2 separate regions of the Homo sapiens genome follow, and region 1 is linked to region 2. A link is a contact called in ENCODE Hi-C or POLR2A ChIA-PET data. All regions are on one chromosome and are shown on one strand. Each heading gives the region's core, a stretch centred on a gene start or an enhancer-like site at or near the end of the contact. The rest is flanking DNA. Distances are from core to core; before and after follow the strand shown. Region 1 overlaps LINC01547 (long intergenic non-protein coding RNA 1547). Region 2 has its middle 36 kb from the start of UBE2G2.

Region 1 (4,313 bases), core at 1,720-4,219, 170 kb before region 2:
CCTTGCAGCTGACCTTGCAGGTGACGCCCTGCCTGGGTGTCTCGGTGCAGCTGCACATCAGGGGCCTCTGCTGGACAGAAGCTCTGAGTCCACACTTGGCCCCCAGGCGCTGGAGCTGGTAGGTGACATGTTGCACTCTTATTTGGGATTCTGCTACCTCTTTCTGTTCAACAAGTGAAGCCTCAGAATGCAGAGAGGGGGCTAGGAGAGGCCCCTGCAGACATGCTGGGCCTCATGGGGCCTCACAGCTGTCCAGAGCCAAACCATGCGGTGCTGCTCTGCTCCAGCCATGGCCAGTGGTGAAAGGGACAGAGGGAATCACTGATGCCTGCAAGGATGCTCTGACCCCTCAGGAAGGCTGCCCAGGTGCCCACCTTCAGGGAGACCCACAGATGCCCCATGCTGGGGGGGCACAGTATGAGTGGCTGAATCCTTGCAGAGCCAGTGCTAGGCTTGGACCCCTGCAGATGCAGGGGGTGCCCCAGGGAGGGTCTCCATGGACTCAGAGCCTGCCTCTGCCCTGGACTGTCTCCTGCTCCTGCTCTCTCCTCTCTGCCCCTGGAGTGGTGTGTGCTGGCTCTAGGTCAGTAGGAGGCTTCATTCAGAAATGCCTTTCAGCATGCTGCCCAGACCACGTCTCTGTTTCAGGAGCACTGCCACGAGAGGGGATGCTGCCGTGGCTGCGCCAGCTTCAGCCCTTTCCCTGCACCGAGATGTCCCAGTGAGCGGCTGGGTGCTCACAGTTCCCGTTGGGCCATCAGAGGAAGATCAAAGATCAACCCTCCCCCATGGGCTCCTGCCTGCCTGCCAGGTGGGTTTCCTGCCTGTCTCCCAGCCCCCAAGAGCTCCACGGACTCTGCCAGTAGCTGCTTTAAAGGAGGGAGGGAGTTTTCTGATCCTCTGGACATCCCTGGGGCTGGAGCTATGGGCTGAGCCATAGGAGAGCCAGCCCAGCTCCCTGGGGGTTGGGGGCTGTGTCTCTCCATCCCTTAGTAAAAATACAGCAACTCCCAACTCAAAGTCAAGGGTCAATAGTCACAAAACCTTGGTGCAGCCTGGAACAGGCATAGAGGTCTCAGCAGAGCTGCCCAAGGACAAGACCTAAGATCCAGCAGGGAACTATGTAGTCACCCCGAGAGGCCCAGCTCTCTCCGTGAGCTCTGGGCCTAGGGTGGGGGTGGTTGTTGGTTCTGCGCGCACTGTTCCCCCTACATGATGGGTCCATCCCAGTTGGCTTCTCTCACTCGCTTCCTCCTGTGGAGAAGCCTGTCCAGGTGTCACTGCCTCCAGGAAGCTGTCTCTGATTTCTCCAGTTGAACAGTGAGATTTGCCACACCTCACATGCATCGCTCTTGTCCCTGGAATTGTAACCATAGGTTTTCCTGTCTCCTGGAGGACAAGGATGAGGGCTTTCCACTTGAGTCTCCCTGGTGGAGCCCAGCTCCTGACATACCTGGTAAAAGTTCTCAAGAGAAGAACATGGAGGAGGAATGTGGATAACAACCCTGGCTGCCTGTGTGTTCCAAGCTAGGAAGATGTAATGTCCCCACAAACGGGGTAAATGGCTTGCCTGCGTCACAGCTGTCTCAAGCCCAGGCCCTGGGTGCCAGCCCAAGCCCAAGGACTAGGTCCAGAGCCACACAGCGCCAGGCCACATCCGCCTCACCTGGGACCTTTTGTGGGGTACAGTCTCCGGCCCCACCCAGACCTGCTGAAGGAGAGACCCCATGGCAAGGACTCAGCCACCTGCAGTTTCATAAGCCCCCAGTGGGTTCCTAGGCATGAAGACCACCGGTTAGAGGCTGAACTGGCAGGAACCTGTCTCCAGCCCCTTCTCACCCCAGCCGGGCCCTGCCTCAGAGGCAGCACCCAGGACGTGGCCATGACCCGTGGACTCCACTCAATCCCTCTTCTCCAGGAGCCATGCAAAGTGTCAGCCAGCCAGGCCCCTGGAAGGCAGTCATCACCTCTTAAGGCATTGCGGGTGTCGGTCCTGCAACTGCCAGGTGCAGCACACGACCCATGTCCGGTGTTCGATAGCAGGGAGCCATGACCTGGCAACGATTCCACGCTCAAAGGGGCACCCGGGGGGCCCTGGGTCGGGGCGGATCAGCTTTCCCTGGGCACATCTGCCTCATTCCAGATCTCCAGGGCTCATGTCTGTGACAGGGAGGGAAGGCTCTGCCCTGGCCTTCCGTCAGCTCTGCCAGTGCAGGCTGGGCAGCCTGGGCTTTAGAGCTGGCTTCTGCCCACACTTTCTCCGTGAAAGGAAAACAACTATGAGTCTGCCAAACGCATCTCAGATGCGTTTTAAAAAATTCTGGTCCCCGCTCTCTGTCCCATCATCTGCCTCGGGGACTTCCTCTCTCCGTGGTTCTCACCCCATACTCTGTCACTGCCACATTTTCACCTGGGCCTGGCCTTTGTCTCCACCTGAAACTCCTGAAAATCTTGAAATGGATTTCTAGGTCACTGGGGACTCCGGCAGCACATTCGGCTTCAGAATAAAGGGCGCCCGCGGTCCCCCAGCACCTGCCCAAGCCACACCCCTAGCTTCCCTCCCTATCCCTGCAGCCTGAGGGTCCCTTCAGCCACCCCTAAGTCCCCACCTGGGCTCCTGCCCCGCCCCTGGCTAGCAGCGCCTTCTCCACCGGGGCCCCTCTGCTCACAGAGCCCCCTCACCTCCCTGGGGATGAGGGGCCAGGCCATGACCCTGAAAGCCTAGCCCTGGCCTTGACCTCCCAGGAGCGCCCTCCCCGCCCTCTCCCGGCCCCGGCCCCGTCCTCTGCTGCTGGCCTCTGGGTCGTGCCCCGCAGACTGAGCTGCGCTTGGGGGTCCTGGCGGCCTGGGCCGTCCCGCACCGAACCCAGGCGGTCGGAGCCCGGCGGGGAGGCGCGAGGTCCTTCTGGGGGCTCCTCCGACGCCTGAGGGCGCTGCTTCCCCGCGGCCGCCCCGGGTTTCTGCGGAGCCGGGGCCTCCGCTCTCGGGAGACCCGGTGAGACCCCCGGGGAGGCCGCTGGGGAGGCGCGGGCTCTGCTCCCGGGTCCCAAATGCACCGGCTGCCCCTCAGGAGGGACGGCGACCTCCACCCACGGCGCTGGCGCCCGCACGGCCGCTCCTCCCGCTCCCGCAGCCTGGACGCCTCCCGAGGCCGCCCCGCCGGGCCCCACGCGCGGCCCCATCCGCAGGCCAGGACTGCCTTCCCGGAGCTGGCGGCCCCCAGCCTGGAGGAGCCGGCCCCAGACGCCCTCCCAGCCCTCCCCAGCCCACTCTGGCCCCGCAGCCCCCGCCTGGTCCGAGTGCGGGTCTCTGGCCCCGGCCTTTCCCGGGGAAGGAAAGCTCCCTTCACGCGCCCCAGGGAGGCGGCCAGGCTCGGAGCGTGGAATCCCTGCCCGCCGCGGACCGCAGGTTTTGGGCAAGCTCTGGCCTTCCTGAGCCTCAGTTTCCCCATCTCTATAATGGGGACGGCAGGGGTTTTTCTGAGGACCCCCAGGAAAAGCTCCAGGAAGCGCCTACTCACAGCGCGTGCTCAGTGGTGGCCCCGGAGCTGGCAGGGAGCAAACGCAACGGAATACGGCCGGGGTCGGGCGGTGGGGGTCTGGGTCGGGGTCAGGGTGGGGGTCGGATCGTGGTGTCCGCGGCGGGGGAGGCTCCGCGCACCGGCTGAGCAGCTCCGGACAGCGGGTGAGGGAAGGCGGCTTCCTCCTGCTTCGAGACCCATCCTCGTGCCCAGGGGAGCGCCTCAGGGAAGGAGGAGCCACGTTCCAGGGCACCTGGCTGGGACCTGCCGCAGCCTCTGCGCGCAGCGGGCTCCATCCCCCGGGCCACGGATTGGGAGACTGAGGCAGGCGCGAAGCCCGCCGCCCAGCCTCCGCTAGGGAGACCCCGGCCACCTCCAGGCAGTTTTCCTGAAGCCCGGGGCCAGGAGAAGGTGAGCGGCTGCCCGTCGGGGGTCGCCTGCGCCGGGTGGATGCGGCGGCACTTGGGTGCGGTGGGCTCCCAACCTCACTGTCCGACCAAAGGATCGCCCCGGCTGGGCGGGGACCTGGCGCGCCTAGGCCGGGAGGGGACAGCTGGTTTCGGGCGGCCTCTGCCCCAGTGACCTGTAGACTTTGGCTTTGGTTCAGGGACGTCTGGGGTTAAAAATGATCGTTTGGGTTCCCGCAGTACTGTTCGCGGTCTGAGCATCTCCACAACGCGCACATTCCCATAATGAATTTCCGAGAACCGGCACGCGTGCCTCCCCTCTTGGCTCCTGGGACTGCGAGGCCGGATCCAATCTGTGCGCCTCTGTGCGCAGGGACGGCTGATGG
Region 2 (4,517 bases), core at 1,257-3,756:
GAGTGTTCTGCCTAAACCACCTTGTACAAATAGCACAGGCCCAGTGAGGCGGGGTTCAGGGAGCCCCTCGGAAATCCCAGTTCCCAGACGCCAGCCAAGGGCCAGCCCGGCCAGCGGGCCTCAGGACGGCCGTCCCCACTGTATGGACCCTTTCTGCGCAGATAACCTTGGGGGTTGACAGTGATTTTTACCATTTCATTTGCTCTGTGTTTCTGGGTTTTGTCTGCTGGCACTGGTTTGCCACAGTTGTTTGCCTGTCTGGCTGAGTGCCGTCCTTGCTTTTCCCATGCAACTGTCTGCTTCCTGGGATGGGGAGGGCTGCTGGGGTGGCCAGGGAAGCTCTAGGGTCTCATCTTCTGGGTGTTGGGGCTTTTCACCCTTCCTGGGGGTTAGCGGCCCCAGTTCACTGCTTGGGCCACAGCAAGGGTGGCGTCCACAGCTCTGACTCTCACTTCTGGGATTGCTGCACCTGCTGGGGCTTCTCCAGTCCAGTCTCTGTGTAGATGAGGTTGCTAATTTTTCAGAGGAGTGCTGTTCTGTACCAGTTTCTTCATAGGATATGGAACTGCTCCAGCTGCACAGAAAGGCACCCCAGGGCAGCCCCAGCTTCCCTCCCCTGGGCGTGCCTTGCACCGTGGCCCCCTGAGCTGACAAGGTTTCTGCAGGCTGGAATTTGTGCTGGAGGCGAGGGCCCTGGGGATGCTACCTGGACACAAGGAGGGGACAGGAAACAGGTACAAAAATTCGGGGCTGCCAAGGGGCAGTGAACACACTAAGGACAGGTGGATTCTGGAAACCCTGCCCTGGAGGGGACCGCGGGGCCGCTTGGGGTGGGGGCAGGGTTTGGAGAGGGGCTGTGAACAAAGCCAGCCCCTCTGGGTGTTGGCCTGGGGCCTGGACCCTGGGCTGGGGGGGGCACCCTGGGAGGAGGTCTCGTCGTGCTGATGTGGCGTGGTGGCCCCATCTGGGAGGGAATGCTGTTGGGCCCAGGTCCTGGCTGAGCCCTGTGGAAGCTGGAGGTGTTCAGCTCCTCAGATCTGTCCAGGTTGTGACCCGTTGTCACGAGAGCCTGGCTTTGTTGAGGGGACAAAGCAAGGTGAACCTCCCTGCAGAGGCAGGAAACACCAGCTTCCTCCCCCAAACCCCGGCACCACTCAGCCAGCCATAGCCTGTACCCCCTCACCATCCCAGACACACCTTCCAGGCCTCAACACCCACCGAACCCACCCACTGGGCAGTGCCAACTGTCTGGTACCCCGAGGCAGGTCTGGTGCCCCCGAGGCAGCTGGCCCATGCCCTTCGTCATCCCCTGGTGAACATCTGTAACCCCTGCCCTTGGCCTCACCCCGTTGAATGTCCCAGCCCTGCCCTCTGCTGGGTGGGCGTACTGGTTCGGGGATCCCATAGGAGCGTCAGGGAGATGGGGCTCTCCACCTTTGTGCCCCTCCTGTGCCCCCGTTCCCATGCCTGGACTGTGAGCGCTGCTGGCTGTGTGGAACCTGACCTCCAGGGCCCGAGCTCTGACACCAGAAGTGGGCAAGTCCTCACACGTCCGGGCATCTTCCCCTCTGAAGGCTGTGAACCCAGCCATGAGATGTCCGAGGGCGTGCTCTGAGGAGTTGAGGTGGGGGAGGTGAGGTCATTTGCCAAAGCCCCAGCCAAGAAATGGTCCTCGCCGTGCCCCGATGCATCGCTGAATCTGCAAGGCCCCCCACCCTCCAGGACTGTGGCCCCTCTGCCTCCATGGGGTGCGGTTGGTGGCATGAGGCCCACTGCACCCTCCTATGCAGTGTCCACCTAGACCCAGGGGCCTGCTGGGCAGCCTCCACTGCTCCACCTTCCCCCGCTTCAGGTGCTGGCCTTTGCGACACAGCCACCTCATGTCTCTTCTCGCACCCTGGTCTGGTCCTCTCAGTCCCCCCACCATCAGGCTTATTAGCCCACCTGCTGCACTTGGCAAAGCCTCACCTTCCACTCGGGGCCAGGAGACACCAGGGCCCGGCCCTCAGCACCCTCCCTTACATGCCTGGAAGTTCCTCTGTCCACCAGCTCAGTGGGGAAGTGCTCTGGACACCCCAGCCACTTTCCTTCTGCTCCAGACTCCAGATTTTCCTCCCCCTGCAGTGGCCATGCATGTTGTCTGCCTCCCACAAGTGTGGCCCTGCGGCCCTGCCCCCAGCTGGGTGGTGCACTGGTCAGGTGACTCACTCCCCTACATCCTTATCAGAACCCCCCGGGGGCTGGGGTGAAGATCGGCCAGCCTGGTAGCTGGCAGTGCTGTTGCTCTAAGTTGCTTGTCATAGGGATAACAAGAACGCATCCTGTGGCTTTCTTTTTTGAGTACAATTTCATGAGAGGCTAGGATGGCAAAGTGAAAGGAACTGGTTTTTCAGGTGTGTAAGTACAGAGCATTCAGCCCCATCTCTGTGGTCGGGAGATGATGCAGGGCCCTATCTCCGGTTTAGGCTTTGCAGTGGCACCCTGTCGTGTGACTGGGTGGGGCTGGGTGCCTTTGTGTGGGGACCACAGACCTGAAAGCTGCTCCTGGCATTGCCAGGAGTGTTGTCTGGGGCTTGCCAAATAGGCATGGGCAGAGTTGGCGTGGGGTGGCGGGGGGGTCGGAGGGAGGGCAGGATGTGTTCTGTGGTCCTGCCCTGTGGGCAGAGGCTGACGTGGGGCATCCCCACTGCTGCCTGGTCAGTGGCTGTGGGTGAGCTGTGGGCCTGGCAGCTGAAGGTGGCTCTGGCCAGCCTGCTGGGGCTTGGCCTTCCTCAGACCCCAGCAGCTGTATGACCTGGGCTAGCGAGGGAAGCTGTCTAGGTCTTTGTTTTCTGGTCTGGGAATGGGTTTGATGGCAGTCACATCCCAGCCCTGAGTGGTGGTGAGGATTAAAGACCATGTGTGCAAAGCACAGAGAACACGGAGTAGCTCGGGAGACAGCAGCCCTCCCTGTGGTGGGCGTGTCCAGGAGGCCACCCCCGCCCACCTCTCGGGGCAGGATCTCCTGTCTCGGTCCCTCCCAGCCCAGCGCATGTCTGAGCTGTGGTCAGGAAATCTTGTCCTCAGCTGTGCCCCTTGCCCCGGTCAGCTCTTCAGGTGGCAGTGGGCACATGTGTGCCAGGAGGGAAGGGGGCATCGTCCTCACAAGGGTGACATGGGGCCACCTCCAGGGCACAGCCACGGGGCCACCTGAGACTTGGCAGCAGTCAGCAACATGGCTCCTGGATGCCTTCCCACCCAGGCCTGTCCGAAGGAGAGCTCCTCCAATGTGGGGTGGATGGAGCCGCACCCTGGGTGGCATCCCTCCAGGAGGTCACCCACTGAGAGTCCTGGGCCTAGCTGCTCACCCTCCCACCGCAGGGCCAGGTCCCTACCAGGCGGCCACCATCTCGGATCCTCAACATTCCAGTCTGAGTCTGAAGAGAACTTTCAGATCAGAGCACGAGTTCCATGGGCCTGGGGCGGCATGTGCTGGGTGTGTGGGTGCCCCGAGTGCGCCAGGTGTCCCGGGTGCCCCAGTTGTGCCAGTTGTGCTGGATGCCCGGGTATGCTGGGTGCCCTGGGTGTGTAGGTGCCCCAGGTGTGCAGGGTGTCCTGGGTGTGCTGGATGCCCCGGGTGTGTAGGTGCCCCGGGTGTGCTGGGTGCCTGGGTGTGCCGGGTGCCTGGGTGTGCCGGGTGTCCCGGGTGTGCTGGATGCCCGGGTGTGCTGGGTGCCCGGGTGTGCTGGGTGCCTGGGTGTGCAGGGTGCCTGGGTGTGCCGGGTGTCCCGGGTGTGCTGGATGCCCGGGTGTGCTGGGTGCCCGGGTGTGCTGGGTGCCTGGGTGTGCAGGGTGTTCTGAGTGTGTAGATGCCCCGGGTGTGCTGGATGCCCGGGTGTGCTGGGTGCCTGGGTGTGCAGGGTGCCCCGGTTGTGTAGGTGCCCCGGGTGTGTAGGTGCCCCAGGTGTGCTGGGTGTCCTGGGTGTGCAGGGTGCCTGGGTGTGCTGGGTGCCCGGATGTGCAGGGTGCCCCAGGTGTGTAGGTGCCCCGGGTGTGTAGGTGCCCCGGGTGTGTAGGTGCCCCGGGTGTGCTGGGTGTCCTGGGTGTGCAGGGTGCCTGAGTGTGCTGGGTGCCTGGGTGTGCAGGGTGCCCCGGGTGTGCTGGGTGTCCCGGGTGTGCAGGGTGTCCCGGGTGTGCAGGGTGCCTGGGTGTGCTGGGTGCCCGGGTGTGCTGGGTGTCCCAGGTGTGCTCGGTGCCTGGGTGTGCTGGGTGCTTGGGTGTGTAGGTGCCCCAGGTGTGTAGGTGCCCCAGGTGTGTAGGTGCCCCGGGTGTGCTGGGTGCCTGGGTGTGCTGGGTGTCCTGGGTGTGCTGGGTGTCCGGGTGTGGTGGGTACCCCAGGTGTGCTGGGTGCCTGTCCCTTGGACGTCCCATGACAGGCACATCCCTGCTGGGCAGGGAGCATGTTGGACACCTGCCATGGCCCCAGCCTCTGTGCGGGGCACTCCTGTTTGCTCAGGGCTGGTGGAGGAGCAGCGGGA

Evidence for each region. Hi-C counts contacts between places; a loop is a spot of excess contacts on that map. ChIA-PET counts read pairs that join two places held with the same protein, here RNA polymerase II (POLR2A). Pooled maps may share reads with other maps.
Region 1: a pooled map shows a loop between it and region 2 (2.8-fold over the local background). The contact joins two enhancer-like sites. A Hi-C loop is called at or near these places in 1 of 168 maps with a recorded cell type or tissue (A673) and 3 of 50 pooled maps. POLR2A ChIA-PET finds 5 or more read pairs at or near these places in 6 of 52 experiments (A673, Caco-2, PC-3 and 3 more).

Annotation. Positions count from the first base shown.
Region 1 is chr21:44,931,432-44,935,744 of GRCh38, reverse strand. It overlaps LINC01547 (long intergenic non-protein coding RNA 1547), which reads left to right. Exons shown (of 4, transcript NR_027128.1): 2 at 1-118; 3 at 649-811; 4 at 1,377-2,461. Among named protein-coding and RNA genes, the nearest start is that of LINC01547, 6.3 kb to the left of the region's middle. RefSeq lists a silencer at 2,815-3,184 and an enhancer at 3,514-4,313. Within about 2 kb of position 2,969, at least 7 of the 41 ENCODE cell types and tissues checked have a DNase peak (open chromatin) inside an H3K27ac peak, as active enhancers do.
Region 2 is chr21:44,763,485-44,768,001 of GRCh38, reverse strand. No RefSeq gene overlaps it. Among named protein-coding and RNA genes, the nearest start is that of UBE2G2, 36 kb to the left of the region's middle. RefSeq lists enhancers at 819-1,582, 1,583-2,346, 3,031-3,596. Within about 2 kb of position 2,506, at least 3 of the 41 ENCODE cell types and tissues checked have a DNase peak (open chromatin) inside an H3K27ac peak, as active enhancers do.